2 separate regions of the Homo sapiens genome follow, and region 1 is linked to region 2. A link is an interaction called in ENCODE POLR2A ChIA-PET data of the cell type or tissue named here. Cell type or tissue: endothelial cell of umbilical vein. All regions are shown on one strand. Each heading gives the region's core, and the rest is flanking DNA. Links, peaks and the distances in the headings are about the cores only. Region 1 overlaps FUCA1 (alpha-L-fucosidase 1). Region 2 overlaps LOC124903877 (a long non-coding RNA gene).

What was found. Peaks named below come from ENCODE experiments on the same cell type or tissue, not always from the same donor. Only the 100,000 strongest peaks of a DNase experiment are listed, where the experiment ranks them.
Region 1: POLR2A ChIA-PET joins it to region 2 with 5 read pairs; 5 of 35 experiments call an interaction of 5 or more read pairs at or near these places.

What each region holds. Positions count from the first base shown.
Region 1 is chr1:23,834,565-23,850,902 of GRCh38, reverse strand. FUCA1 (alpha-L-fucosidase 1) reads left to right here. Exons shown (of 8, transcript NM_000147.5): 6 at 2,064-2,254; 7 at 4,730-4,829; 8 at 5,048-5,826. The coding sequence ends at 5,188. It overlaps LOC105376861 (a long non-coding RNA gene), which reads left to right and starts at 12,267. Exons shown (of 3, transcript XR_947068.2): 1 at 12,267-12,839. In endothelial cell of umbilical vein, for the core only: no CTCF peak of the experiment used is centred there; no DNase peak of the experiment used is centred there; H3K27me3 peaks cover 716 bases.
Region 2 is chr1:23,938,413-23,954,750 of GRCh38, reverse strand. LOC124903877 (a long non-coding RNA gene) reads left to right here. Exons shown (of 4, transcript XR_007065541.1): 3 at 1,675-1,681; 4 at 5,866-5,942. It also overlaps the pseudogene H3P1. Among named protein-coding and RNA genes, the nearest start is that of PNRC2, 13 kb to the left of the region's middle. RefSeq lists a silencer at 5,089-5,309. In endothelial cell of umbilical vein, for the core only: no CTCF peak of the experiment used is centred there; a DNase peak (open chromatin) is centred at 2,960; H3K27ac peaks cover 550 bases.

The sequences.
Region 1 (16,338 bases), core at 5,530-9,529, 110 kb after region 2:
TTGTAACTCCAACACTTTGGGAGACCAAGACAAGAGGATTGCTTGAGGGCAGGAGTTTAAGACCAGCCTAAACAACATAGTGAGACCCCATCTCTATTTTAAAAAATAAAAATAAGTGGCCAGGCACGGTGGCTGACACCTGTAATCCCAGCACTTTGGGAGGCCAAGGAGGGTGGATCACAAAGTCAGGAATTCGAGACCATCCTGGCCAATGTGGTGAAACCCCGTCTCTACTAAAAAATACAAAAAAAATTAGCTGGGCGTGGTGGCACATGCCTATAATCCCAGCTACTCAGGAGGCTGAGGCAGGAGAATTGCTTGAACCCAGGAGGCAGAGGTTGCAGTGAGCTGAGATTGCGCCACTGCACTCCAGCCTGGGTGACAGAGCTAGACTCCGTCTGAAACAAAAATTTTTTTTAAATAATAATAAATAAATAAAATAAGTTACATATTATTACAACTATATAAAATTAACTACATAGGAAAAAGACTAGAAGAAGACATCAAAAGTTAATGGTGTGGTGTCACTTGGAGTACTGTAATGAATTCTTATAATGAATTCTTTAATTCTTTTTTTTTTTTTTTTGAGATGGAATTTCGCTCTTGTTGCCCAGGCTGGAGTGCAATGGCACGATCTCAGCTTGCTGCAACCTCCACCTCCCGGGTTCAAGTGATTCTCTTGCCTCAGCCTCCCGCATAGCTGGGACTACAGGTGCCTACCACTGTGCCCAGCTAATTTTTGTATTTTTAGTAGAGACAGGGCCTTCACCACGTTGGCCAGGCTGGTCTCAAACTCCTGACCTCAGGTAATCCACCTGTCCTGGCTTCCCAAAGTGCTGGGATTACAGGTGTGATCCACCATGCCTGTCTGAATTCTTCAAATTCTGTAATGAATTTAAAATTTTCTCTATATAACCTTAGTTTTTCTGAGCTGCCTGGATATGTATAATACCTGTTCAAGGTCACAGTAAAAACACACACACCCAAATCCCACTCCAGAAGTCTTAAAGAATGTATCTCTTGGCTGAGCACGGTGGCTCACACCTGTAATACCAGCACTTTGGGAGGCTGAGATAGGTGGATCACAAAGTCAGGAGTTCAAGACCAGCCTGGCCAACATAGTGAAACCCCATCTCTACTAAAAATACAAAAATTAACTGGGCATGGTGGTGCGCACCTGTAGTCCCAGCTACTCGGGAGCCTGAGGCAGGAGAATCACTTGAACCCAGGAGGCGGAGGTTGCAGTGAGCCGAGATTGTGCCACTGCACTCCAGCCTGGGAGACAGAGCAAGAGTCCGTCTCAAAAAAAAAAAAAAAAAAAAAAAAAGAACGTATCTCTTTATAGCAGTTTTCCCAAAGGGGCAGCATGTTCATTTATATAGCCCAATGCGTAAGGAATGTCCTGAAATTCTCAGCTTCCCTGCCCACACCTCATGTTTCTGGGGCATGACCCTTCCCACTGCACTCAGCACCATGAGAAGTACAGTGTCACAGGAAGTGCTCCATGGCCACTCCCTGAAATTCAAGTTAATATAATATAGCCTGATTTTTCATTTACTCACATGAGCCTAACCTGCTTTTATAGTGACAAAAATATATATAGAGAGAGAATTTTTAGCTCAGGTGCGGTGACTCATGCTTGTGATCCCAGCACTTCGGGAGGCCAAGGCAGGCAGATCACCTGAGGTCAGGAGTTTTGAGACTGGCCTGGCCAACGTGGTGAAACCCTGTCTCTACTAAAAATAGAATGATATTAGCTGGATGTGGTGGCGCATGCCTGTAATTCCAGCTACTCAGGAGACTGAGGCAGGAGAATCGCTTGAACAGGGAGGTGGAGGTTGCAGTGAGCCGAGATGCAGTTGAGCCAAGATCACGCCATTGCACTCTAGCCTGGGCGACAAGAGTGAAACTCCAGCTCAAAAAGAAAAAAAAAAAAATTAAAACAGCAGAGGATATTTAAAAAACAGAGTGTGCCCTAGATTCTTTTTCTTCTCTGTCTATTTTAAGCATGATGCCAGGCTTGGCATTCATAGCTAGACTTTCATTGTTTCTGTTCTCTCCAGGAACTGGTTCAGACAGTAAGTTTGGGAGGCAACTATCTTCTGAACATTGGACCAACTAAAGATGGACTGATTGTTCCCATCTTCCAAGAAAGGCTTCTTGCTGTTGGGAAATGGCTGAGCATCAATGGGGAGGCTATCTATGCCTCCAAACCATGGCGGGTGCAATGGGAAAAGAACACAACATCTGTATGGTGAGTCTTGTCTTCTGTTGTGTGTAAGAACAGAACAGTGCCCCATCCGGAACTGGTATCTCCTTGGGTCCACAATGTCACAAGCCAGGCTGGAAGTTGCCTTGAGAAAATCCAGAAGGTTATTTTCCTATAAAATTTGTACCCCATTTGAGTTATGTCTCAGGCTACTTGGTTATCTTTGACTAGTGAAGGGAGAGAGTGGGTTTGGTGAAAAGGGAAGGAGCAACAAAGCATCAGTCAATTTATTGAGATTATTACCCTGCCCCCTAAAAATAGTAATAATGAATGCTTGGATTGTACGGAGCCCCATCCAAAATTCTTTCCATTCATACTTGGACTTCTGGATCTAGTTATTTGATCTTGGGCCCCATTTTTTCCACTGCAGAATGGAGTGATGATGCTTTATAGTGTTGTGAGGATTAAATGAGATGAGTGCCAGGCACAAACTCAGTGTTCAATTAAAGGGAACTGCTTTTATTATACCAGAGAGCTTAGGTCTCTGGATCTAATCCCTCTATTAATCCCTCTGTTTTGGATGAGTTTCTGTTTAGTGGTTGTCTTAGTCCATTTTCTGTTGCTATAACTGAATCCCACAGGCTGGATTTTTATTTTATTTTATTATTATTTTTTAGACAGTCTCACTCTGTCACCCAGGTTGGAGTACAGTGGCAGAATCTCAGCTCACTGCAACCTCTGCCTCCAAGGTTCAAGCAATTCTCCTGCCTCAGCCTCCCAAGCAGCTGGGATTATAGGCACCCGCCACCACGCCCAGCTAATTTTTGCATTTTTAGTAGAGATGGGGTTTCACCATGTTGGCCAGGCTGGTCTCAAACTCCTGGCCTCAAGTGATCCACCTGCCTCTGCCTCTCAAAGTGCTGGGATTACAGGCATGAGCCACTGCACCTGGCTTAGACTGGATAATTTTTAAAGAATAGAGGTTTATTTAGCTCACAGTTCTGGAGGCTGGGAAGTTCAAGAGCATAGCACCAGCATCTGGTAAGGGCCTTCCTGCTACATCATGACATGGTTGGGGATGAGAGTGGGCATGTCCACTCAGGTCTTTCTTCCTTTTATAAAGCCATCAGTCCCATCATGGGGCCCTGCCCTGATTACCTTATATGATCCTAATTACTTCCCAAAGGCCTCACCTCTAAATACTATACCATCGACATATGAATTTGGGGATTAAGTTTCCATCATGAGATTTGGGAGATGCATTCAAACCATAGTAGTGATTTTCATCCTCTTCTCTAAACATAGTGAAATTTCAGAACAGGCTGGGTGCAGTCTCAGAAAAAAAAAAAAAGAAATCTCTGAACAACAAATTTGTTTTCATTGCATGTCTTGTCCTTGTTATAGTCTCTGCTATTTTCACATGGATTTGGAATAGAAAAGAGATTTGAATAATAAGGTAAATGGCTCTATTTATTTGCAGTAACTGATGTAGGAGATAATTTTTAAAGACAACTTAACCCAATTGGTAGGGAAAATAGATAGTATCACCAGATAGAGTTTTATAGACTGCCTCCTTCCTGCACACCTTCATTGGTATTGAGTTATTGGTGCTCCCTAGTAACAGTGACAGACTCGAGGACTGGGATTTGGTAGATAATTGAAAGGGGAATGAGTGGCCTTGTGCAGTGCTTCATGCCTGTAATCCCAGCACTTTCTAAGGCCAAGGTGGGAGGATCACTTGAGCCCAGCACAACACAGCAAGTTGTGTTGGGCAACACAGCAAGACTCCATCACTTAAAAAAAAAGAAATTAGGCCCAAAACAGTGACTCACGCCTGTAATCCGAACACTTTGGGAGGCCGAGGCGGGTGGATCACCTGAGGTCAGGAGTTCAAGACCAGTCTGGCCAACATGGCGAAACCCCGTCTTTACTAAAAATACAAAAATTAGCAGGGTATGGTGGCAGGCACCTGTAATCCCAGTTACTCAGGAGCCTGAGGCAGGAGAATTGCTTGAACCTGGGAAGTGGAGGTTGTAGTGAGCCAAGATCACGCCACTGCACTCCATCCTGGACAACAAGAGCCTGGACAACAAGGCTTCGTCTCAAAAAAAAAATAAATAAGGAGCTGAGTGCAATGGCTCATACTTGTAATCCCAGCACTTTGGGAGGCCAATGCAGGTGGATCACTTGAGGCCAGGAGTTCAAGACCAGCCTGGTCAACATAGCAAAATGCCATCTCTACTAAAAATACAAAAGTTAGCCAGGCGTGGTGGTGCACACCTGTAATCCAGTGACTCAGGAGGCTGAACCACAAGAATTGCTTGAACCCAGGAGGCGGAGGTTACAGTGAGCCAACATCACACCATTGCACTCCAGCCTGGGCAACAGAGGGAGACTCTGTCTCAAAAAAAAAAAAAAGAAAAGAAAAGAAAATTAACATTAAAAAGGAGGAAATGTATAAAGTTGTATATCAGGATAACAAGTCAGGTATCTTTGACAGTGTTGTTTCTGTTTTCCCAGGTATACCTCAAAGGGATCGGCTGTTTATGCCATTTTTCTGCACTGGCCAGAAAATGGAGTCTTAAACCTTGAATCCCCCATAACTACCTCAACTACAAAGGTAAAGAGGCTTAGTCAGTCTTAAGATGTAACTTTCTGTAAAGGAATTGGCAGATCCTTCCTTTCTTCCTTCCCTGCCAGGTTTCTCCCATATTCACACCTCTTTTAGACTGGCTTTCCTGCCCTGGCCCAGCGTGGCTGTTTCCTACCATAGTCAGCCTGTATTCTATACTCATTAGTGCATTACCAGTTTGTTTCATTCCCTTTTGTTTTCTGCAGATAACAATGCTGGGAATTCAAGGAGATCTGAAGTGGTCCACAGATCCAGATAAAGGTCTCTTCATCTCTCTACCCCAGTTGCCACCCTCTGCTGTCCCCGCAGAGTTTGCTTGGACTATAAAGCTGACAGGAGTGAAGTAATCATTTGAGTGCAAGAAGAAAGAGGCGCTGCTCACTGTTTTCCTGCTTCAGTTTTTCTCTTATAGTACCATCACTATAATCAACGAACTTCTCTTCTCCACCCAGAGATGGCTTTTCCAACACATTTTAATTAAAGGAACTGAGTACATTACCCTGATGTCTAAATGGACCAAAGATCTGAGATCCATTGTGATTATATCTGTATCAGGTCAGCAGAAGAAGGAACTGAGCAGTTGAACTCTGAGTTCATCAATTGTAATATTTGGAAATTATCTACAATGGAATCTTCCCTCTGTTCTCTGATAACCTACTTGCTTACTCAATGCCTTTAAGCCAAGTCACCCTGTTGCCTATGGGAGGAGGTGGAAGGATTTGGCAAGCTCAACCACATGCTATTTAGTTAGCATCAGTTGTCACCAACAGTCTTTCTGCAAAGGGCAGGAGAGCTTTGGGGGAAAGGAAAAGGCTTACCAGGCTGCTATGGTCAACTCTTCAGAAATTTTCAGAGCAATCTAAAAGCGCCAAAATTCGCTATGTTTACAGTGATACTATTAAGAAAATGAATGTGATTCTGCTCTGTCTTTTTAAGTATGATCAAATAAAAAATTTGTACATCACAATCATTTCTACCAAAAAAACATGGTATAGCTTTCTTTTCCTAGTTTCAACTTATACTGCTTATAGCTTTAAGATCAGTTTCTGGTTTGTGTGTGTTTTTTTTTTAAGGAGATTTGCAAAATCTCCTTAACACTGAACAAAAAATGTAATTCCTGTGTTTTTTCTGCTTCTCACTTCTAATACCATTCTTCTGAATTGACTACCAGTTCAGCCTCTTTGTTAGAGATCTAATCAAGTTTTCTATTTAATTTTTCCTTAATAGATATGTTTAGAAATCTTGTTTTGTTTTGTTTTGAGGCAGAGTCTTGCTCTGTTGCCCAGGCTGGAGTACAGTGGTGTGATCTCGGCTCACTGCAACCTTCACCTCCCAGGTTCAAGTGATCCTTCCTCCTCAGCCTCCCAAGTAGCTGGGACTATAGGCACACCACGATGCCCAGCTAATTTTTTTTTTTTTTTTTTTTTTGTAGAGACGGGGTTTCACCATGTTGCCCAGGCTAGTCTCGAACTCCTGGGCTCAAGTGATCCACCTACCTCACAGCCTTCCAGAGTGCTGGGATTACAGGTGTGAGCCACCACACCCAGCCAAGTAGATATATTTAGAAATCTTTATCCAACATTTAAGGAATATGTGTTTTTCTCAAGCACATATGGAACATTTGCAAATCTCAAATACCAAAGAAGCAACATCATATAAGCTATTTAGTGTCTACAATATAATTAAAGAACAATAACAAAAACTTGGAGAAGAAAAAACTGTGTTTGTAAAAGTTAAAATACACTAACTCATTATGTTACTGATTCATAAATTTATGGATTGTGCCATGAGATATAAAGAATTCCAAATATGTAGTTCTTGTGAGGCAAATGAAGCCTGGTTGTGAAAGAAAAAAGTAACACATTAGTGTAAGTAGATTAGCACAGCCAATTTTAATTAGATCACTTTCTGCCCAGAATTAGAGAGCAAGCTGATGATAATAATATTGCTTATATGGTTCTTCACAGTCTTAAAGCAACTTCATGCACACTTCTAAAAAAAAAAGAAAAGAAAATACTTGGAATGATAGTAACACTATATATTGAACCTTATAAGATGTAGCTTTAAAAATAAAAGTACTTCAGGAAAATATAGCGTTAAATGTTTATGTTAAAAAGAAGGCTGGAAAGAAGTAATGAAGGCCAGGTACAGTGGCTCACGCCTGTAATCCTAACACTTTGGGAAGGAGAGGCGGGTGGATTTCTTGAGTCCAGGAGTTCCAGACCAGCCTGGGCAACATAGCAAGACCCCATCTCTACAGAAAATACAAAAAGTAACCAGGCGTGGTGGTGCACACCTGTAGTCTCAGCTATTTGGAAGGCTTAGGTGGGAGGATTGCTTGAGCCTGGGAGGTCGAGGCTGCAGTGAGCTGAGATGGATCACACCACTAGACTCCAGCCTGGGTGACAGATCAAAACCCCGTCTCTAAATAATAAAATTTAAAAAGCAAAGGAAGTAAAGGGATGTAAGGAGCAGCAAGGATTAAACCAAACTGTCATTGTTCTCAGGTGATGAAACTGTCCACATAGAAAACCTCAAATAATATACAAATGAATTATTAGAATTAATAAGTTGTTGGATCAGAGACAAAAATCAATTACATTTCTACAGTCCAGAAACTAGAATACAATGAAAATATTCCATTTATCATAACCAAAGATATAAGTAACTAAAATGAAATTAGCAAGAGTTGTGCAAGAAGCACCAAACCATTGCAGCTCCAATGGCCCCAAGTTTCCAGCTTCCATTTCCCAAAGGAAGGGGATGCAAGGGTGACAAGATGGTGCCAGGCAGCCTCTCTCAGACCTTTTGGAGTTTTCTTGACCCAGCCTTGCTGACTTTGTAGAATGTGTTGAGCAAATCCTGTTGGGTGAATCCATGAAAAATTCCAACTCCTGGTGGCAAAATCGCAAAATTCCAGCCCTAGAAATGTTCTCAGATTTTTTTTTTAAGACAGAGTCATGCAGTGGCATGATCTTGACTTACTGCAACCTCCACCTCCCAGGTTCAAGGGATTCACCTGCCACAGCCTCCCGAGTAGCTGGGATTACAGGCACGTGTATTTTTAGTAGAGACGGGGTTTCACCACGTTGCCAGGCTGATCTCGAACTCCTGACCTCAAGTGATCTGCCCGCCTCAGCCTCCCAAAGTGCTAGGATTACAGGTGTGAGCCACTGCGCCTGGCCAAAATGTTCTCAGCTCTTAAATCTTCTAGAAGACACCAAATGTCTGGAGTGGTTTACGGCATGAATCCAGGATCATTTTTATCAAGAGGAGTAGAAGAACCAAGTCCTCAAAAATTTAATTCCAAAGTATGGCCCCAACACTATGTCTTCAATACGTCCAATGTTTCAAGTGTACCCGTGCTCTTGGGCATTATTCAATGATGGCAGCTAAGAAAACTGACAGCCCAACTCCTTTCAAAATCAAGCCCCCAATGTGTCCCCAACAATAATTCAATATTGTATCCAATGTCATTTTTTTTTTTTGAGATGGAGTTTCACTCTTGTTGCCCAGGCTGGATTGCAATGGTTTGATCTTGGCTCACTGCAGCCTCTGCCTCCTGGGTTCAAGTGATTTTCCTGCCTCAGCCTCCCGAGTGGCTGGGATTACAGGCACCCACCACCACACCCGGCTAATTTTTTTGTGTTTTTAGACAAGACAGGGTTTCGCCATGTTGACCAGGCTGGTCTTGAACTCCTATTCTCAAGTGATCCGCCCACCTCAGCTTCCCAAAGTGCTGGGATTACAAGCGTGAGCCACCACGCCTGGCTGTATCCAATGTCTTGAGTAAATCAGCTTTGTTGAGTGTTATTCAAGAATGGCTGCTATGAAAACTTGGAGAAACTCCTTTCAAAATTGAGTCCCAAATGTGTCCCTAATCCTTAAATCTTCAATGTTGCATCCAATGTCTGAAGTAAATCCACGCTATTGGATTTGATTGCAGGCTAGTTCCAACAGAGACAGGTAGATCCAACTCCTTGTAAAATCAAATCTCAAACTGTGTTCCCATCTCTGAGACCCAGACTGCATCTAGTATCTGGAGTAAATCTGTGCTGTTGGACATGATTTCAGATTCCAGGATAGTTATGATAGAGATAAGTAATTTCAGCTTCTTACAAATCAAGGTCCAAGGTGTGTTGTTTCCTTTCCCTGAGCAGGTGGAATAGGTCTGTGGAGAGTGACGGGTGCAGATGGTTTGCTGTGAAGATGTGGATGGAACCCCTTACAAAATGGAGGTCCAAGGTGTGTCCTGGTTCTTAAACTTGAACTCCTGGCCTCAAGCCATCCTCCCACCTCCACCTTCCAAAGTGCTGGGATTATAGGCGTGAGCTACCACGCCTGACCTCAATTCTTAAGTTTTCCAGACTGTATCAGATCTTGCTACTAAATCTGTATCCAGTAAATCCATGTTGCAGGATCTTCCACAATGGAGATAATAAATTGAATGCCTTAAAAGATTTGACCTGAACTCAAATGTCTAAAGTCATTCAGTGTTGAAATGACCAGGCAAGGTCAGGATGGATTGCAATGAAGAGTGGGTTGAACGCCTTATAAAGACCCACAGTGTGTCTCAACTCTTCAGCTAGGGACCTTGGGAGGCCACTCACTCTCATTTGCCACAAAATCCTAGCGTGACAAACTATTTTTGCACTGTGCTTATCTTAGGAAACTCCGTCTCAAAAAAAATCTTATTTTGCACTGTGCTTATCTTCCCAGGCACCAGAACAGAAGGGAAAACTTGTACATAGTTGCAAATAACTTCACACTACTCCATCCCCTCTACTGCCACAGAATCTACTTTGAGGCACTAAGGAAAAAAAAAGACATCAGTTTGAAAAGTGCCCCTATCAGAGCAATATGAATTCTGCTAAAATTGAAGCAAGAACAAACATCAACATTTTTTTTTGAGGCAGTGTCTTGCTCTGTCATCCAGGCTTGAGGGCAGTGGCGCAATCACGGCTCACTGCAACCTTTGCCTCCCAGGTTGAAGAGATTCTCCTGCCTCAGCCTCCCAAGTAGCTGGGATGACAGGCACCTGCCACCACGCCCAGCCAACTTTTTGTATTTTTAGTAGAGACGGGGTTTCACCAGGTTGGCCAGGCTGGTCTCGAACTCCTGACCTCAGGTGATCTGCCTGCCTCGGCCACCCAAAGTGCTGGAATTACAGGCGTGAGCCACCACACCCAGACAAACATCAGATTTATGATGAAGCTTCAGTGGAAGAAGGTGAAATCACTGATGCTTTATGAAAAGTTTATGAGAACAATGCCTCAAATAAATCAGCAGTTTACAAATGGATAACTTATTTTAAGAAAGTGTAAGACAATGTTGAAGGTGAGGCCTGCAGCAGCAGATCATCTATATCAATTTTTGAGGAAAAAATTCACTTTGTGTCCCAACTGAAGAGAACTGGCGATTAACAGCCCAAACAACAGCCAACATCATAGACATCTAATTGGTTCGGCTTACACAATTCTGACTGAAAAAGTTCAGCAAACTTTCCACTGAATGGGTGCTAAAAGTATTGCACCCAGATAGGCCAGGTGCGGTGGCCCATGCCTGTAATCCCAGCACTTTGGGAGGCCAAGGTGGATGGATCACAAGGTCAGGGATTCGAGACCAGTCTGGCCATTATGGTGAAACCCTGTCTCTACTAAAAATACAAAAATTAGCCTAGTGGTGCGTGCCTGTAGTCCCAGCTACTCAGGAGGCTGAGGCAGAAGAATTGCTTGAACTCAGGAGGTGGAAGTTGCAGTGAGCCAAGATCGAGCCACTGCACTCTAGCCTGGGCAGCAAGAGCGAAACATCGTCTCAAAAAAAAATAATAATAATAAAATAATTTTTTAAACTCACCACCTCAGCTTTATAAAGCAGAACTTTTATTTATTTATTTATTTATTTATTTATTTATTTATTTTTATTTTTTTTGAGGTGGAGTCTTGCTCTTGTCGCCTAGGCTGGAGTGCGGTGGTACAATCTCGGCTCACTGCAACTCTGCTTCCCAGGTTCAAGAAATTCTGCCTCAGCCTGAGTGGCTGCGCCACCATAAGCGACTAATTTTTGTATTTTTAGTAGAGACGGGGTTTCACCATGTTGGTCAGTCTGGTCTCGAACTCCTGACCTACTGATCTGCCCGCCTTGGCCTCCCAATCACTTGAACCTGGGAGGAGGAGGTTTCAGTGAGCCGAGATTGTGCCACTGCACTCCAGCCTGGGCAACAGAGTGAGACTCTGTCTCAAAAACAAACAAACAGAAAGGCCAGGGAAAGCTTCACCAAAGAGTACTTCCCCACTTCAGGACAACGCTCCTGACTTCTTATTGTTTTGTAATCTTAAAAAAATCTTTAAAGGGGCCGGGCGCAGTGGCTCAAGCCTGTAATCCCAGCACTTTGGGAGGTCGAGGCGGGCGGATCACGAGGTCAGGAGATCGAGACCATCCTGGCGAACACAGTGAAACCCCGTCTCTACTAAAAATACAAAAATTAGCCCGGTGTGGTGGCAGGCACCTGTAATCTCAGCTACTCAGGAGGCTGAGGCACGAGAATTGCTTGAACCCGGGAAGCAGAGGTTGCAGTGAGCCGAGATTGCGCCACTGCACTCAAGCCTGGGCGACAAAGCGAGACTCCAAAAAAAAAAAAAAAAAAAAAAAGCTGGAGGCCGGTAGATCACGAGGTCAGGAGATCGAGACCATCCTGACTAACACGGTGAAACCCCGTCTCTACTAAAAATACAAAAAATTAGCTGGGCGTGATGGCGGGCGCCTGTAGTCCCAGCTACTCGGGAGGCTGAGGCAGGAGAATGGCGTGAACCCGGAAGGCGGAGCTTGCAGTGAACCGAGATTGTGCCACTGCACTCCAGCCTGGACGACAGAGAGAGACTCCGTCTCAAAAAAAAAAAAAAAAAAAAAAAATCTTTAAAAGGCACCCATTTTTCTTCAGTTAATAATGCAAAAAAGACTGCATTGACGTGGTTTAATTCCCAGGACCCTCTGCCCTTTAAAGGTAAACTAAATGCATATCATAGCTTTACAAAAATGTCTTGCCCTTGATAGAGCTTATACTGAGAAATGAGGTTTATATTTTTTATTTTAATATTTTGATTCCATTTTCCAATAAGTTTTTAAAGTCCCCTCATATACCTAGAGGCGAAATTACTGGGTCATATGGTAACTGTATGTTTAACCCCTTTTGTTGTGTGTGATAAAATATATGTAACATAAAACTTGTCACTTTAAACATTTTTAAGTGTACAATTCAGTGGCATTATTTTCACAATGTTGTGCAACTGAAACGGGTAAAGTTCCTTTTCCCCCTCTCAGGGCGTGCGAGGGGGGTGTGGCGTGCGACGGGGGTGTGGCGTGCGAGGGGGGTGTGGCGTGCGACGGGGGTGTGGCGTGCGAGGGGAGTGTGGCGTGCGAGGGCGGTGTGGCTCGCTTCTTCAGTGCCAGGCTGCTCAAACCTCTAGGGGGGCATACAGACAGGCAGAGGCTGTGGGCCTCCAACCCCACGGCAGCATGTAGGGGTGGATGCTTACAGCTCCTGGAGCCCCAGTGGGCGTGTGTTACAGGGTGCTCTTTTAGTTTTGCTGTCTATAGGCGACTTGTGTTAGTTAACCAGCTCGAGTGGGCTCTCAACCTTGTCATAGGACAGAGAGGGCTTTCTATATGCCGGGTTCTTGCCTTGGTGTACCAGAAGAATTGGATCACACCTGGGCTTAGAGAATGGGTGCAAGGTTTTATTGAGTAGAGGTAGCTCTTAGCAGATGTTGGAAGCCAGAAGAGAATGGAGTAGGAAGGTTTTCCCCTGGAGTGGGGCCACTCAGCAGCCCGGGACCCCCTTCCACAGTCCCAGCCAAACTCTGCGTCGTTCTGCTGGTCAGCGGCCTGCTGGCGTGCCAGTGCCTGCTGATGTGCTCCTCTGGACGTCCAGCCGCCTGTGTGTTCCTCCACTGATGTGCTCCTCTCCATGTCCGGCTACCTGTGTGTCTGCCTGCTAAGGTCTTGGGGGTTTTTATAGGCACAGGATGGGGGCGGGGCAGGCCGGGTGGTCTTGGGAAACGCAACATTGGGACAGGAAAACAAAAATGCCTGTCCTCACCTAGGTCTGTGGGGGTGGAGCTGCAGTCAAGGACCACGTTCTCACGTCCTCCTCTACCCAGCACTTCCTTCCCACCTTTCCATGTCATTTATAGGGACCATGCTCTTCTTCCCTTCCCAGCACTTCCTTCCCACCTTTCCATATCATTTATAGGGACCATGCTCTTCCCTTCCCAGCACTTCCTTCCCTCCTTTCCTTATCATTTATAGGGACCACGCTCTTCCCTTCCCAGCACTTCCTTCGCTCCTTTTTATGTCATTTATAGGGACCATGCTCTTCCCTTCCCAGCAATTCCTTCCCTCCTTTCCTTATCATTTATAGGGACCATGCTCTTCCCTTCCCAGCACTTCCTTCCCTCCTTTCCTTATCATTTATAGGGACCACGCTCTTCCCTTCCCAGCACTTCCTTCCCTCCTTTCCTTATCATTTATAGGGACCACGCTCTTCCCTTCCCAGCACTTCCTTCCCTCCTTTATATGTCATTTATAGGGACCATGCTCTTCCCTTCCCAGCACTTCCTTCCCTCCTTTTTATGTCATTTATAGGGACCATGCTCTTCCCTTCCCAGCACTTCCTTCCCTCCTTTCCTTATCATTTATAGGGACCATGCTCTTCCCTTCCCAGCACTTCCTTCCCTCCTTTCCTTATCATTTATAGGGACCATGCTCTTCCCTTCCCAGCACTTCCTTCCCTCCTTTCCTTATCATTTATAGGGACGATGCTCTTCCCTTCCCAGCACTTCCTTCCCTCCTTTCCTTATCATTTATAGGGACCATGCTCTTCCCTTCCCAGCACTTCCTTCCCTCCTTTCCTTATCATTTATAGGGACCATGCTCTTCCCTTCCCAGCACTTCCTTCCCTCCTTTCCATATCATTTATAGGGACGACGCTCTTCCCTTCCCAGCACTTCCTTCCCTCCTTTCCTTATCGTTTATAGGGACCATGCTCTTCCCTTCCCAGCACTTCCTTCCCTCCTTTTTATGTCATTTATAGGGACCATGCTCTTCCCTTCCCAGCACTTCCTTCCCTCCTTTTTATGTCATTTATAGGGACCATGCTCTTCCCTTCCCAGCACTTCCTTCCCTCCTTTCCTTATCATTTATAGGGACCATGCTCTTCCCTTCCCAGCACTTCCTTCCCTCCTTTCCTTATCATTTATAGGGACGATGCTCTTCCCTTCCCAGCACTTCCTTCCCTCCTTTCCTTATCATTTATAGGGACCATGCTCTTGCCTTCCCAGTACCTCCTTTCGGTATCACAACCGTTACTGCTACGTATTTCTAAAATTTTTCATTACCCCAAACAGAAATTATACGACCATTAAGCAATAACTCACCATTCCTCTCCCCACACCACCCCAGCCCCTGGGAACCTCTAATTTACTTTCTGTCTTTATAAATTTGCCATTCTAGGTATTTTATATAAGTGGAATCATACAATATTTGTCATCTTGTGTCTGGCTTATTATAGCATAACATTTAACATATAATATTATAGCATAATATTTCAAGGTTCACCCATGTTGTAGCAGGTATCAAAATTTTACTCTTTTTTTAAGGTTGAATAATACTTCATTGCATGTTTATCCGTTCATCAGTTGATGGACATTTCAATTGTTTATGCCTTTTGGCTTTTGTGAATAATGCTGCAATGAACATTGGTGTATAAGTATGTGTTTGAGTTCCTGACTTTCAGTTCTTTGGGGTATATACCTAGGAGTGGAATTGCTAAGTCATATGGTGAGTCCGTGGTTAGCGTTTTGAGGAACCACCAAACTGTTTTCCACAACAGTTCTACCACTTTACATTCCCACTAGCAATGTATGAAGGTTCCAATTTCTCCACATCTTTGTCAACACTTATTTTCTATTTTTTTAATTACAGCCATCCTAGTGTATGCAAAGATTCTTTTATTTTTAGGCCACTTCTTTTCAGTTATGATTTTCTGGGAAATATCCATTTCAACACAGTTTTCAGATTTATTGTCCATAAATTTGTACACTAAACATTTCAGTGTGGTGGTGGTTTTTTGTTTTTGTTTTTGTTTTTTCTGAGACAGAGTCTTGCTCTGTTGCCCAGGCTGGAGTGCAGTGGCATGATCTCGGCTCACTGTAACCTCCACCTCCCAGGTTCAAGCATTTTCCTGTCTCAGCCTCCAGAGTAGCTGGGATCACAGGCGCCTGCCACCACCCCCGGATAATTTTTGATTTTTTTTTTTTTTTTTTTTTAGTGGAGACGGGGTTTCACCATGTTGGGCCAGGCTGGTCTTGAACTCCTGACCTCGTAATCCACCTGCTTCAGCCTCCCAAAGTGGTGGGATTACAGGTGTGAGCCACCGCGCCCCACCTTCAGTGTTCTTTTAAAGGGCAATAAATGGGCCGGGTGTGGTGGCTCACGCCTGTAATCCCAGCACTTTGGGAGGCCGAAGCGGGCGGATCACGAGGTCAGGAAATCGAGACCATCCTGGCTAACACGGTGAAACCCCGCCTCTACTAAAAATACAAAAAAAAAATTAGCTGGGCGTGGTGGCGGGCGCCTGTAGTCCCAGCTACTCGAGAGGCTGAGGCAGGAGAATGGAGTGAACCCGGGAGGCGGAGCTTGCAGTGAGCTGAGATAGCGCCATTGCACTCCAGCCTGGGCAACAGAGCGATACTCCGCCTCAAAAAATAAATAAAAAATAAAAAAATAAAGGGCAATAAACGGCCGGGCACGGTGGCTCAGGCCCATAATCCCAGCACTTTGGGCGGCCAAAGCAGGTGGATCACCTGAGGTCAGGAGTTGAAGACCAGCCTGGCCAACATGGTGAAACCTCATCTCCATTAAAAATACAAAAATTAGCTTGGTACGGTGGCACGTGCCTGTGATCCCAGCTACTCAGGAGGCTGAGGCAGGAGAATCATTTGAACCTGGAGGCACAAGTTGCAGTGAGCTGAGATCGCTCCACTGCACTGCAGCCTGGGTGACAAAGCAAGCCTCTGTCTCAAAAATAAAAAATAAATTTAAAAAGGCAGTAAACATGTATGCCTTTTTTGTGATCTGTTGTGAAGCTTGTCAATTTTATTAGACTCAAAGAACCAAGTTTCTTTTTTGTTGTTGTTGTTGTTGGATGATCCTCTTTGTTGTAATATTTTCTTATTTTATTCAAATTTCTACCTTTTCAGGCCAGGTGCAGTGGTTCATGCCTGAAACCCAGCACTTCAGGAAGTTGAGGCAGGCAAATCGCTTGAGCCCAGGAGTTCATGGCGAAACCCCCTCCACAAAAAATACAAAAATTAGCTGGGTATGATGGTGTATGCCTGTAGTCCCAGCTACTCGAGAGGTTGAGACAGGAGGATCACTTGAGCCCATGAGGTTGAGGCTTCAGTGAGCTGTGATCAGACCACCACATTTTACTCTGGGC
Region 2 (16,338 bases), core at 1,036-5,035:
CCAATGGCTGAACGGAGAGATGGGCAGCGATCTTGAGAGGAATTTATGAAACAGGCTGAGACTGCTACCTGCATTGATAGGAAGAGGAAATCTGGAACACACCGTGCTCACTCCCCCCAAAATAATGGTATATCGGAGCCATCTATTTACATGTAAGACCATAACAATGCCTGTCCCCCAACTATTCACACCTGTGGCATGAGGAAGAGACACACCATCCCCAGCTCAGAAATAATGGGAGGCTCTAAAGAGAATCAAAGGAGACATGAAACCACTGAAGCTCCCACACAGTGTTTGGTTGACAGTATTCTCTGGATTCCTGTAAAACATGCTTGCTTTATCACTTTCTACGTTTTATTTGTGTTTGTTTGTGTTTTTTTGTTTTTTTTTTTTGAGATGGAGTCTTGTTCTGTCACCCAAGCTGGAGTGCAGTGGCGCAATCTCGGCTCACTGCAACCTCTGCCTCCTGGGTTCAAGCGATTCTCCTGCCTCAGCCTCCCGAGTAGCTGGGATTACAGACGCCTGCCATTACACCCTGCTAATTTTTATTTATTTATTTATTTATTTATTTATTTTGAGACAGAGTCTCACTCTGTGGCCCAGGCTGGAGTGCAGTGGCACAATCTCAGCTCATCCACCTCTCAGACTCAAGCGATTCTCCTGCCTCAGCCTCCCAAGTAGCTGGGATTACAGGTGTGTACCACCACGCCTGGCTAACTTTTTAGATTTTTGGTAGAGACAGGGTTTTACCACGCTGGCCAGGCTGGTCTTGAACTCCTGACCTCAAGTGATCCGCCTGCCTCAGCCTCCCAAAGTGCTGGGATTACAGGCATGAGCCACTGTGCCTGGCCTAATTTTTGTATTTTTAATAGAGATGGGGTTTCACCATGTTGGCCAGGCTGGTCTTGAACTCCTAACTTCAAGTGATCCGCCTGCCTTGGCCTCCCAAAGTGCTGGGATTGCAGGCGTGAGCCACCGCACCCGGTCCTGTCAGCATTTTCACAGGTGAAAAACTGAGGCTCAGCGCCACCGCGCCCCGCCTCTACTTTGTATTTTAATAGCCCCTAGCATTTTTAACATCTTCTACACATCTTTTTAACATATTCTAAATCTACGTCATCCAAGTGCTTTCGCTTTATTTCATTCAATCCTACCATGAGCTTTATAAGGTAGGCACAGTTGCTGCTCTAAAGATAAAGAAACTGAGGTTGAGAGAGACTCGTTCACCTCTGCAACAAAGGTCTTGTATTTTAAACATTTTCTTTGGAGTTTTGTCTCATTAATAACACATTAACTATAGAAAAGGCAGATAAAAAATAAGTAGAATTCACTCAACATCTCACTTCCCAGAAGTAAGCATTGTGAACGCTTGGAAAGTATGTCCTTCCAGTCTTTTTTCTATACCAGGAGACAGTGTGAGTCGTGGTGGGGGCATAGACACCAAAACCTGCTCAGCATCACACCTTAGCTCTGTGGCTTTCTAGCATATGACTGACTTTGGCAGGTTGTTTAACTTCTCCGTGCTGTAGTTTCCCCATCTGTGAACTGGGGATAATAACAATACCTAACATTTGTGTAATGATTAAGTAAGTCAACATCTCTGCAGTACTTAGAACAGTGCCTGCCACATAGAAAGCCCTTAGTTACTGAGCTTTTTTTTTCCTTTTTACAAAGATGAAAAGTGGTATATATTCTATTGTTACCTTTTTTCACTTTTTTTTTTTTTTTTTTTTTTTTTTTGAGGCAGAGTCTAGCTCTGTTGCCCAGACTGGAGTACAGTGGCATGATCTCAACTCACTGCAACCTCCACTTCTCAGGTTCAAGTGATTGTCCTGCCTCAGCCTCCTGAGTAGCTAGGATTACAGGCATGTGCCACCACGCCCAGCTAATTTTTGTATTTTTAGTAGAGACGACGTTTCTCCATATTGGCCAGGCTGGTCTTGAACGCCTGGGCCTCATGTGATCCACCCACCTTGGCCTCCCAAAGTGCTGGGATTACAGGTGTGAGCCACCACGCCCGCCCCTTTTTTCACTTTTTAAACTCAGGATATTGTGAGCATGTTTCCATGTATATATACATTCATTGTTAGCCATATTTTATGTTATGACCATCTTTGATTAATTTACTATTCTCCACTGTTATTTCCAATTTTTTGCTATTATATGCTGAGTTGGATGTCCCTATAAATAAATCTTCATTTCTGTAAATAAATTTCCTTTAAATAAATTCTTAGGGGTGAAAGTACTAGGTCACAAGGTAAATATACAGGTAAGACTTTTGATACATATTACCAAATACTTTCCAGAAATTATGTATCCGTGTATGCCCCCACCATCAGGCTAAAAGTCAGTCCCAGGCTTCTGGCTTTGAGGATACTGTTCGCTGTCCTTATTGTTTATAGCTGCTTTCCTGACATTGGATCTGTAAGAGGAGTTGGTGAATTTACGTTGGTGAATTTCTTTGTTTTTTTGAGACGGAGTTTCACTCTTGTTGCCCAGGCTGGAGTGCAATGGCACAATCTCGGCTCACTGCAACCTCTACCTCCTGGGTTCAAGCGATTCTCCTGCCTCAGCCTCCCAAGTAGCTGGGATTACAGGCATGTGCCATGACGCCCAGCATATTTTTTGTATTTAGTAGAGACAGGATTTCACCATGTTAGTCGGGCTGGTCTTGATCTCCTGACCTCAGGTGACCCACCCACCTCGGCCTCCTAAAGTGTTGGGATTATAGGCATGAGCCACCTCGCCTGGCGGTGAATTTCTTTTGACAGGAAATAGTCAAAAGAATTTTAAAAGGTTTTTTTAAAGATCACGTGTTACGTATGGCCTTTGTACAAAGTATGCCTGTGGGACAGCTTTTTCTGGGGAACATGGAGCTAATGAGGTCCACTTATTCGTCACAGCCTCCATAGCTGTCAATTTGGCAGTTAATGAGCTACAAACGTCTGGAATTTCCACTGAGTCAGGCAAGCCAGTGTTTGTTCTCTGGCTGATGGCTTGGGTTTGGAAAGAGACTATGAGTCAAGCTTCCATGGCCCGAGAGCCTGGATTTTGCCACAGCAGAAAAAAAAAAGAACAGATTGACATAGTCTTAACACATGATTAAACTGCTAGGTGACACCGTGGCATGACTTCCACTCTTGGGTAGAGCAGGCAACAAAGGAGTCGCCATTCGCCCACAGTTTCCAAGGCAAAAGGAGGTGAAGTAACTTGCTCAAGTTCAGTCTGATCTCTTGATTCCAGTTCACCGTGATTGAATATTTATACCATCTCCTTGCCTTTGACTGTTATATCTTTATTTTGTTTTGTTTTAACTGTTACTTATGCAATTCAAAGGTATGATACTTTGCATATTACAAATGTGTTGCACATTAAATAATAACAATAAGTATCGAGCACTCTACTATGAGCAAGGTACACTGTCCTAAGCAATTTAAAAAAAAAATTTTTTTTTTTTAAATAGGATCTCACTCTGTCACCCAGGTTGGAGTGCAGTGGTGAGATCACGGCTCACTGCAGCATTAACCTCCTGGGCTCAAGCAATCCTCCTGCCTCAGCCTCCCGAGTAGCTGGGACAACAGGTGTATGCCACCGTGCCCGGCTAATTTTTGTATTTTCTGTAGAGACAGGGTTTCGTCATGTTGCCCAGGCTGGTCTTGAACTCCTAGGCTCTAGTGATCCACCTGCCTCAGCCCCTCAAAGTGCTGGGATTACAGGCATGAGCCATTGAATCGGCCTGTCCTAAACAATTGATACGCATTCTTATTTAATTCTCATCACAACCTACTGAGGTCACTAGTAGTACTGCCTCATTAAATGGATGAGTAAACTGAGATTCAAAGAGGTAGGCTAAGTCATTTGCCCAAAGTCACATACCTCGAACTTGAACCTGGGTCAGCCTGATGCCAAAACCTGCTCTTAGCCACTCTGCTACACCGATCTAGTCTTCAGGGTCCATATTGCTAGGAAGCGCTCGGAATACAGTATGCTCTAAATGGGAGGTAGCCACCCTTCTGGTTCCATGCTATCATTGGCCAGTAAAATTGCACGTATATTCTCATTGCCGATTAGAAAAAAATAAGAAAAAAAAACTAGAGTATTTATAGATCCTCATGTGTTTTGTTTCTTTGATTGATTGTTTGTTTGTTTGTTTGTGAGACAGGGTTTCACTCCTATTACCCAGGCTGGAGTGCAATGGTGCGATCTCGGCTCACTGCAACCTCTGCCTCCTGGGCTCAAGTGATCTGCCTGCCTCAGCCTCCCAAAGTGCTGGGATTTCAGGTGTGAGCCACCTGCCTGGCTAGAGTTATTTTCAAAGCCCACAAGTGTGGCCCCTGCAATGGCAGTCTTACAGCAAGATATTGTACTAAGAGGCAGAAGCTGAGGGAGCAATCAGCCTAAGGAGAAGCATTGCCCACTGTGAAGGAATTGCAGCCGAGAGAGCTCATGAAGAGAATTTGCTGAAGAACAAGTGCCATGAGAGAAAGAGGCAGCTTTAGCTATCTGTCAGGCCAGGGAAATGTCACAAGAGTTCTAGTCAAGTAGGAACTTTCTTACCGTCTTCTGCCCTTCTTCCTCCCTGATTACAACCCTTAACTATAGTTAAGGCCAGACATGGTGGCTCACACCTGTAATCCCAGAAATCTAGGAGGCCAAGGCAGGTGGATGACTTGAGGTCAGGAGTTCGAGACCACCCTGGCCAACATGGTGAAACCCCGTCTCTACTAAAAATACAAAAATTAGCCGGGCGTGGTGGTGCGCACCTGTAATTCCAGCCACTCTGGAGGCTGAGGCAGGAAAAAAAAATCACTTGAAACCAGGAGGCAAAGGTTTCAGTGAGCTAAGATTGTGCCACTGCTCTCCAGCCTGAGCAACAGAGTGAGACCCTGCTTTTTAAAAAAAACAAAAACAAAAAACAGGGCAGGCGTGGTAGCTCATGCCTGTAATCCCAGAACTTTGGGAGGCCGAGGTAGGTGGATCACTTGAGATCAGGAGTTCAAGACCAGCTTGGCCAACATGGTGAAACCCGGTCTCTACTAAAAATACAAAAATTAGCCAGGCCTGGTGGCGTGCACCTGTAATCCCAGCTACTCGGGAGGCTGAGGCAGGAGAACTGCTTGGACCCAGGAGGTGGAGGTTGCAGTGAGCCGAGATTGCACCACTGCACTCCATCCTGGGTGACAGAGTGAGACTATCTAAAAAAATTAAATAAATTAAAAACAAAAATTTTTTTTAATTGTGTTCACAGCCGCCGCCGCTCCACTGTCACTCTCCAAGGCCAGCGCCACCTCTCACTCACCGAGCTCCAGCCGAAGGAGAAGGGGGGTAAGTAAGGAGGTCTCTGTACCATGACTCGTACAAAGCAGTAAAGAACCCAGGAAGCAACTGGCTACGAAAGCCGCTCGCAAAAGTGCGCCCTCTACTGGAGGGGTGAAGAAACCTCATCGTTACAGGCCTGGTACTGTGACACTCGGTGATATTAGACATTATCAGAAGTCCACTGAACTTCTGATTCGCAAACTTCCCTTCTAGGGTCTGGTGCGAGAAATCGCTTAGCACTTTAAAACAGATCTGCGCTTTCAGAGCTCAGCTGTCGGTACTTTGCAGGAGGCAGGTGAGGATTATCTGGTTGGCCTTTTTGAAGACAACAACCTGTGTGCTATCCATGCCAAACGTGTAACAATTATGCCAAAAGACATGCAGCTAGCACGCCGCATACGTGGAGAACGTGCTTAAGAATCCACTATGATGGGAATCATTTCATTCTCAAAAAAAAAAAATTCTCTTCTTCCTGTTATTGGTAGTTCTGAACATTAGATATTTTTTTCCCATGGGGTCAAAAGGTACCTAGTATATGATTGCGAGTGGAAAAATAGGGGACAGAAATCAGGTATTGGCAGTTTTTCCATTTTCGTTTGTGTGTGAATTTTTAATATGAATGCAGAAACATAAAGCATTAATGCAAGTTAAAATGTTTCAGTGAACAAGTTTCAGTGGTTCAACTTTACAATAATTGCAAATAAACCTGTTAAATTTTTCTGGACAATGTCAGCATTTGGGTTTTTTTAAAACAAGTACATTTTTTTTTTTTTGGAGACGGAGTCTTGCTCTGTCACCCAGGCTGGAGTGCAGTGGCGCAATCTTGGCTCACTGCAAGCTCCGCCTCCCGGGTTCACGCCACTCTCCTGCCTCAGCCTCCCGAGTAGCCGGGACTACAGGCGCCTGCCACCACGCCCAGCTAATTTTTTGTATTTTTAGTAGAGAGGGGGTTTCACCGTGTTAGCCAGGATGGTCTCGATCTCCTGACCGCGCGATCCACCTGTCTCGGCCTCCCAAAGTGCTGGGATTACAGGCGTGAGCCACCGCGCCCGGCCTAAAAGAAGTACATTTCTTATTGATGGCAACTAAATGGTGTTTGTAGCATTTTTGTCATATAGTGGATTCCATCCATTCACTATATTTTCTACCCGAGTTGTCCTACATGCAAGTACATATGTTTAACATTGTCTGTCTTCTGTGCTGTTCCTGTAAGTTTTCTATTAAAATACATAAAAAATTTTTTAAGTACTTAGAGACAAATGAAAATGAAATGACAACATATCAAAACTTATAGGATGCAATGAAAATAGTGCTCATAGGAAAATTTATAGCTGTAAGCGCTTATATTAAAAAACAAGAAATATCTCAGATCAACAACTTAATTTTACAACTTAAGGAACTAGGAAAAGAAAAGCTAAACCCAAAACTAGCAGATGGAAAGAAATAATAAAAATTAAAGCAGAGATGAATGAAATAGAGAATTGAAAAATCATAGATGCCAGGCACATTGGCTCACACCTATAATCCCAGCACTTTATAAGGCCGAGGTGAGAGGATGACTTGAGCTCAGCAGTTCAAGATCAGCCTAGGCAACATAGACCTTGTCTCTACTAAAATAATAATAATAAATAAATAAAATTTAAAAAAGGAAAAAGAAAAAGAAAAATAATAGAGAAAAATTTTAAACCCAGAGTTGGTTCTTCAAAAAGATTAACAAAATAGGCAAATCTTTAGCTAGATTGGCTAAAAAAAAAAGAGAAGACTCAAATTACTAAAATCAGAAGTGAAAGTGGGCACAAATGAAAAGGATTATAAGAGAATACTATGAATAATTATACACAGTATACATTGAATAATTATACACAGAATACTATGAATAATTATACACACATCTATACATTAGATGAAATGGATGAATTCCTAGAAACACAAAACCTACTAATACTGAATCATGAAGAAATAGAAAATATGAATAGACCTATAACTAATAATGAGATTTAATCAGTAATAGAAAATCTCCTGACCAAAAAAAAAAAAAAATCTCCTGGCAAAGAAAAGCCCTGGACCTGAGGGCTTCACTTATGAATTCTATCAAATGTTTAAAGAATTAACACCAACCCTTCTCAACCTTTCAAAAAAATGGAAGAAGGAAACACTTCCTAACAAATGCTATGAGGCCAGCATTACTCTGATACTGAAGACACACAAAGATACCACAAGAAAAGAGAACTGTGAACCAGTATCCCTTATGAACATAGATACAATAGCCCTTAACAAAATACAATACTATCAAGCTGAATTCAACAGTATATTAAAAGGATTATTTATACACATGACCAAGTAGGATTTATTCCTGGAATGCAAAGATAGTTTAACATATGAAAATCAATCAAAGTAATATACCACATTAATAGGTTGAAGGGGAAAAAATTCCACATGATTAGCTCAATTGATGCAGAGAAAGCATTTGAAAAAATTCAACATTTTTTCATTATAAAAACACTCAAGAAACTAGGAACAGAAGAAAATACCTCAACATAATAAAAGCCATATATGAAATACAGCCAACATCATACTCCCTGGTGAAAGACTGAAATAAGGCAAGAATGCCTGCTTTCACCACTTCTGTTCAACGTAAAACTGAAAGTCCTAGCCAAAGCAATTAGTCAAGAAAAAGAAAAAAAGGGATTGAAATTGGAAAAGAAGAAGTAAAATTCTCTCCATTTGCAGATGGTATAATCTTATATGTGGAAATGCATAAAGATCACACACAGACACACAACTGTTCAAACTATCTGAAAATTTTGGCAAAGTAGCAGGGTACAAAGTCAACATACAAAGGTCAGTTGTTGCATTTCTAGACACTAACGATTAATAATCTGAAAAAGAAATTAAGAAAACAATTCCATTTATAATAGCATCAAAAAGAATAAAATACTTAGGAGTTAACCAAGGTGAGAGACTTATACCATGAGAAATAAAAAACATTACTGAAAGAAATCAAAGACATAGGTAAGTGGAAAGACATCATAGATTAGAGAAGACTTAATATTGTTAAGATGTCAATACTATTCAAAACATTCTATAGATTCAATGCAATCCCTATCAAAATCCCAACATTTTTTACAGAAATAGAAAAATCCACCCTAAAATTCATAAGGAATTTCAAGAGACCTTGAATAGCCAAATCAACCTTTAAAAAGAAGACCAAAATTGGACATCCCACATTTCCTGATTTCAAAACTCACTACAAAGCTACAGTAATTAAAATAGTATGGTACTGGCATAAAGACAGACATATAGACCAATAGCACAGAATAAAGAGCCCAGAAATAAGCCCTCACATACATGGTATAATAATTTTTGTCAAAGATGCCAAAATCATTCAATGGAGAAAGGACAATCTTTTCAACAAATGGGGCTAGGAAAACTGGATGTAAAATACCAAAGAATGAAGTTAGACCCTTACCTAACATCATATGTGAAAATTAACTCAAAATGGATCAAAGACCTAAATGTAAGAGATAAAACTATAAAACTTAAAAGAAAACATAGGGCAAAAGCTTCATGACATTGGATTTGGCAATAATTTCTTGGATTATAGCACCAAAGGCACAGGTAACAAAAGAAAAAATGGACAAATGGGACTACATGAAAATCAAAAACTTTTGTGCATCAAAGAACACTATCAGCCGGGCAAAGTGGCTCACGCCTGTAATCCCGCACTTTGGGAGAACAAGGCAGACGGATCATGAGGTCAGGAGTCCGAGACCAGCCTTGCCAACATAATGAAACCGCATCTCTACTAAAAATACAAAAATTGGCCGGGCATTGTGGCACAAACCTGTAGTCCCAGATACTTGGGAGGCTGAGGCAGGAGAATCGCTTGAATCCGGGAGGCAGAGGTTGTAGTGAGCCAAGATCACACCACTGCACTCCAGCTTGGGCAACTGAGTGAGACTTTGTCTCAAAAAAAAAAAGGACATTATCAAACAGAGGGAAGAGGAAAATTATGGAATGAGAGAAAACATTTGCAAATCATATATCTGATAAGGGAGTAATATCCAGAATTTATAAATAGCTCCTAAAACTCAACAAAAGAAATAAACTAATTCAAAAATGGGCAAAGAGCTGGGTGTAGTGGCTTATGCCTGTAATCCCAGCACTTTGGGAGGCTGAGATAGAAGGATCACTTAAACCTAGGAGTTCAAGACCAGCCCTGGCAACGCAGTGAGAACCCCATCTCTATAAAAAAATTAAAAGTTAGCTAGATGTGGTATGCATGCCTGTATTCCCAACTACTTGAGAGGCTGACATGGGAGGATCGCTTGAGCCCAGGAGTTCAAGGTTGCGGTGAGCTATTATCATTGCGCTGCACTCCAGCCAGGGTGAAAAAGCAAGACTCTGTCTCTTTAAAAAAAATAAAGAAAAGTGCAAAGGGCTTGAATGGACGTTTATCCAAAGAAGATATACAAATGCCAATAAGCACATGAAAAGATGCTCAATAACACTAATCATGAGGGAAATGTAAATCAAAACCACAATGAGGTACCACCCAACACCCATTAGGATGCTACTATCCAAAACAAAAAACAGAAAATAACAAGTATCGGCAAGGATGTGGAAAAATTGCAATTTCTGTGCAGTATTGGTGGGGATGTAAATTGGTACGATTGCTGTGGAAAATAGTATGGCAGTTCCTCAAAAACTTAAAAACAGAATTACCATATGAGCTAGCGATTCCACTTCTGGGTATGGAATCGGAAAACAGGGTCTCAGATAATTGCATACCCATGTTCAAAGCATTATTCACAATAGCTAAAGCATGGAAGCAACCCAAGTGTCCATCCATGGATGAATGGATAAGCAAAATGTATAATATACTTACAATGGAGTATTATTCAGTCTTAAAAAGTTAGGAAATCTTGACACATGATACAACATAAATGAACCTTAAGGACATTATGCTAAGTGAAATAAGCCAATTACAAATGACAAATACTGTATGATTCCACTTACATGAGGTTTCTTGAGTAGTCAAATTTAAAGAGACAGAAAGTAGAACTTCAGTGGTTGCAGGGGCTGAGAGGAGAGGAAATGAGGAGTTATTATTTAATGGGTACAGAATTTCAGTTTTGCAGGATAAAAAGAGTCCTGGAGATGGATGGTGATGATGGTTGCACAAGAATACGAATGTACTTAATTTCATTAAACTGTACATTTATAAATGGTTAAGTTGGTAAATTTTACGTTATGTGTATTTACAAATGAGGAAGAAGAAGAAGTAGGCCGAGAGTGGTGGCTCACACTTGTAATCCCAGAACATTGGGAGCCTGAGGCAAGAGGATTGCTTGAGTCCAGGAGTTCAAGACCAGCCTGGGCAACATAGTCAAACCCTGTCTTTACAAAAAATAAAAAATTAGCCAGGCGGCCGGGCTCAGTGGCTCACACCTGCAATCCCAGCACTTTGTGAGGCCGAGGGTGGGGGGGTAGATCACCTAAGGTCGGGAGTTCGAGACCAGCCTGACCGACGTGGAGAAACCCAATCTCTACTAAAAATACAAAATTAGCCAGGCATGGTGGCTCATGCCTGTAATCTCAGCTACTCAGGAGGCTGAGGCAGGAGAATCACTTGAACCCAGGAGGTAGAGGTTGCCATGAGCCGAGGTCACACTATTGCACTCCAGCCTGGGCCACAAGAACAAAACTCCGTCTAAAAAAAAAAAAATTTAGCCAAGCATGGTGGTGCACACCTATAGTCCTAGCTACTCAGGAGGCTGAGATGGGAAATTCACTTGAGCCTGGGAGGTTGAGGCTGCCGTGAGCTCTGATGGTGCCACTGCACTTCAGCCTGAGCAACAGAGCAAGACCCTGTCTAAAAAAAAAAAAAGAAGAAGTAAAAAAAGTAAAATAAAGGTATTTCTTTATACCATGGATTTTGTTTCAACATAGTCATTTGTCTAAATATTTAAATAAGAAAGCTAATATTTAAAATAATAAAAGATGTTCTATCTTTCTACCTTGACAAATTTACATTCACAACTAAATTAACCCCAACCTTTTATGTCATTTGGATGCAGTTGCCTTTTGTTTCGAGGTCATGGAGCAAAAGATGTGCAGAAGCATTTCCCTGGGGTGTGAACAGTGTTAGTCCTAAGAATGGCTGTCAAGCGTTACAGGTTGTGTGGTGCCAGCACTGAGTAGCAGACATGCCCATATGTTCTTGTCATGTGCAGTAACCCGTGTAGCCACACAGTCCTTTGACCCCTATGAACCCGTGGCTGGAAGATTTCAGTTTATTTAGACTTGCAAGTTTCTTTCTTTATTTTTTTCTTTTTTCCAGACAGAGTCTCACTCTGTCACCCAGGCTGGAGTGCAGTGACATGATCTTGGCTCACTGCAACCTCCGCCTTCAGGGTTCAAGCGATTCTTCTGCCTCAGCCTCCTGAGTAGCTGGAATTACGGGCGTGAGCCACCAAGCCCAGCTAATTTTTTATTTATTTTATTTTTTTTTATTTTTAGTGGAGACGGGTTTTCACCATGTTGACCAGGCTGATCTTGAACTCCTGACCTCAGGTGATCTGCCCGCCTTGGCCTCCCAAAGTGCTGGGATTTACAGGTGTGAGCCACCGCACCCAGCTAGACTAGGAACTTTCATTCTTGTGTTCATTTATTTCAAGATAGAATGATAATTGTCTGTGTCATTAACAGTTATTGTTTGTAATTTGATTCTAATATTTCCTTTTCTTTTTTTTTTTTTTTTGAGATGGAGTTTCACTCTTTTTGCCCATGCTAGAGTGCAATGGCTCAATCTCGTCTCACCACAACCTCTGCCTCCCAGGTTCAAGCGATTCTCCTGCCTTAGCCTCCCAAGTAGCTGGGATTACAGGCATGCACCACCATGCCCGGCTAATTTTGTATTTTTAGTAGAGGCAGGGTTTCTCCATGTTGGTCAGGGTGGTCTTGAACTCCCAACCTGAGGTGATCCGCCCGCCTCGGCCTCCCAAAGTGCTGGGATTACAGGCGTTAGCCACCGTGCCCTGACTAATATTTCACTTTTATCTTATTTAATAAATTAATTTGATGTATGCTTGTGACATGGGGTTCTCTAACCCCAGAGCAAGGGGTTGTGGAGCCCAGAGCAAGGGCCTCTCTTGCCTGATCTCAGGGGTAATATATTTGCTTGTATGTCCTTAAAATCTAATATAATGAAATGTAGATCAACTATGGTATCTAATAGTTCTGTGACAGCTATCTCCACTAGAAGGATCCTGGAGCAGGCATTGACCACATACAAGGACCACAATTGCCACCAAATACTGTGGCTCAGGGTTCTCCTTTTGGCAGCCCTTATCTGGTAAGACCCTGGCAAAGTTGACACTTCAAGCCCTCCCTTCTTCCTTCCTTTTCAAGGATCTGGACGCATAAGAGTTACAGGCTCTATACACAGGGACTTTCCTTCCTGGAAACCCGGTAGGAAATCCCATTATGGCTGCCTGTTTGCCAAACTATTCCCTTGACTGACAGGATGCAGCCTATTCAAACTTCTCTGTGTCTGTTGAAAAAATGCATGTATAAAAAAGGCATGGCCTCACGTAATTAATTAGGCATCTGTAAGGGAGAGAAGATGATCTTTCCCTTACGCATCGCAGGATTCACGGCTGAGAGCCCATAAGAAAGAACAGATAGGCCAGGCACGGTGGCTCACGCCTGTAATCCCAGCACTTTGGGAGGCCAAGACGGGTGGATCATGAGGTCAAGAGTTCAAGATCAGCCTGGCCAAGATGGTGAAACCCCGTCTCTACTGAAAATACAAAAATTAGCCGGGTGCGGTGGAAGGCACCTGTAATCCCAGCTACTCAGGAAGCTGAGACAGGAGAATCGCTTGAACCTGGGCGGCAGAGGTTGCAGTGAGCCAAGATTGCATCACTGTAGTCAGGCCTGGGCGACAGAGTAAGACTCTGTCTAATAAAAAAAAAAAAAAAAAAAAAAAAGAAAGAAAAGAGAGAACATAGAACAACAGAGAAGCATAATAAATCTATTTAATACAAATTTTATGTGACATAGGTGACTAAGAAATTAAGACTCCGCCAGGCACGGTGGTTCATGCCTGTAATCCCAACCCTTTGGGAAGCCAAGGCGGGTGGATCACCTGAGGTCAGGAGTTCAAGACCAGCCTGGCCAACATGGTGAAACTCCATCTCTACTAAAAATACAAAAATTAGCCAGGTGTAAAAATTAGCCAGGCGTGGTGGCAAGCGCCTGTAATCCCAGCTACTCGGGAGGCTGAGGCAGGAGAATCGCTTGAACCCAGGAGGCAGAGGTTGCAGTGAGCCAAGATCGCGCCATTGCACTCCAGCCTGGGCAACAGAGCAAGACTCCATCTCAAAAAAAATAAATAAATAAAAAATAGGCCGGGCGTGGTGGCTTACGCCTGTAATCCCAGCACTTTGGGAGGCCGAGGCGGGCAGATCACGAGGTCGGGAGATCAAGACCATCCTGGCTAACACGGTGAAATCCTGTCTCCACTAAAAATACAAAAAATTAGCCAGGCGTGGTGGCAGGCGCCTGTAGTCCCACCTCCTCAGGAGGCTGAGGCAGGAGAATCACTTGAACCCAGGAGGCAGAGCTTGCAGTGAGCTGAGATCGCACCACTGCACTCCAGCCTGGGCAACAGAGCGAGACTCCATCTCAAAAATAATTATAATAATAAATAAATAAATAATAAAAAAATTAGCCGGGTGTGGTGGCGGGCGCCTATAATCCCAGCTACTCAGGAGGCTGAGACAGGAGAATTGCTTGAACCCAGGAGGCAGAGGCTGCAGTGAGCCGAGATCTTGCCACTGCACTCTGGCCTGGGCAACAGAGTGAGACTCCGTCTCAAAAAAAAAAAAAAAAGAAAGAAAAGAAAAGAAAACAAAAAGAAATGAAGACTCAAAGAAAGAAACAGGGGAAACTTTAGTTTTATGGACAGTTATGCAAAGTATGACTGGAAGAAGAAAATGTATAATCCAATACCTTTTCTGATAATACACCAGGGGAACTTAACCTATTTGTCCTAATTCTTCTCTGTGTCTGTGTCTTCATTCCCTTCCTCTGGGTACAGGGAATAACTCCAGCTTTAAAGGAAAGTCAGAGAATTCTTTCATGGCTTACTTTAGGGAAGAATAGTGGAAAGTCAGAGAGCCCTTCATGCTTCTGCTGTTTTCTCAAATGTCAAAGAGGCCATATTTTGGGGTAACATGTCCTAAACTGTGCCCCATACTGTGGCATTAAAGAAATCAAGTTGGACTGGGCACGGTGGTTCACACCTGTAATCCCAGCACTTTGGGAGACCGAGGTGGGCGGGTCACCCAAAGTCAGGAGTTCGAGACAAGCCTGGTCAACATGGTGAAACCCTGTCCCTACTAAAAATACAAAAATTAGCCAGGCGTGGTGGTGCACATCTGTAGTCCCAGCTACTTGGGAGGCTGAGGCAGGAGAATTGCTTGAACCCGGGAGGTGGAGGCTACAGTGAGCCAAGATCACACCACTGCACTCCAGCCTGGGTGACAGAGAGAGACTCCATCTAAAAAAATAAATAAATAAAAAATAAAAAAATCAAGTTGAAGAAAAGTATATTTTCATGGCTAGGCGTGGTCACTCATCCTTGTAATCAGAGCACTTAGTGGGGGCCGAGGCAGGAGAATTGCTTGAGTCTAGGAGTTCCAGACCAGCCTGGCCAATATAGTAAGACCCCATCTCTACAAAAAACAAAAAATTAGCCAGGCGTAGTGGCACATGCCTGTAGTTACTCAGGAGGCTGAGGTGGGAGAATCACTTGAGCCTAGGAGGTTGAGGCTGTAGTGAGCCATGGTTTTACCACTGCACTCTAGCCTGGGCGACAGAGAAAGGCCCTATCTCAAGAAAAAAAAAAAGAAAGAAAGAAAAAGAAAAGTTATGTTTTGTTAAAGGTAAGTGTCAAAATAGATTGCCAAATTAAAAAAAGTTTTATAGTATTATATAAAAGTATATTCAATAACACACTTTTATAGAAAGTGTAACAGCTGTATTTGTTATTTATTGATGCATAACAAATTATTCCAAAATTTAGCAGCTTGAAACAACACACGTTTTACTCACGGTTTCTGTAGGTCAGAAATCTGGGTGCAGCTTAGCTCGTCCAGAAGACGAGGCTCTCTCAAGATTGAGAGTTGGTTCAGAGTCTTTCACAAGATTGCAATGAAGGTGTCATCACAGACTGCAGTCATTTCAAGGCTTGGCTTGAGAAGAATCCACTTCCAAACTCACCGCATGGCTGTTGACTTGAGGCATCATTTCCTTGCCTTGTGGACCTCTCCACGGGGCAGCTTACATTATGGCAACTGTTTTCCCTCAGGGTAAGTTAGGGAGGATGAGAGCTTGCAAGGTAGAAGTCATCGTCTTTCTGCAACCTAATCTCAGAAGTATCCCATCACTTTTTTTTTAATTTAATTTTTTTTTAGAGACAAGGTCTCACTATATCATCCAGGCTGGTGGTCTTGAATTCCTGGGCTTAAGTGATCCTCCCACCTTAGCCTTCCAAAGTGTTGAGATTACAGGCATGAGCCGCTGTGCCCAGTCTCTCTCTCTCTCTCTTTTTTTTTTTTTTTTTGTAGTAAAATACACATGACATAAAAGTTACTATTTTAACCCTTTTTAGGAGTACAGTTCAGCGGCATTAAGTACAATCTTCACCACCACCCGTCTATAGAATTCCTTTCATCTTGCAAAACTGAAACTCTCTACCCATAAAACAATAACTCTGGGCCAGGCACAGTGGCTCACGCCTGTAATCCCAGCACTTTGGGAGGCCGAGGCAGGTGGATCACCTGAGGTCAGGAGTTTGAGACCAGCCTGGCCAACATAATGAAACCCTGTCTCTACTAAAAATACAAAACTTAGCTGGGCATGGTGGTGGGCGCCTGTAATCCCAGCTACTCAGGAGGCTGAGGCAGGAGAATCACTTGAACTCGGGAGGCAAAGGTTGCAGTGAGCCGA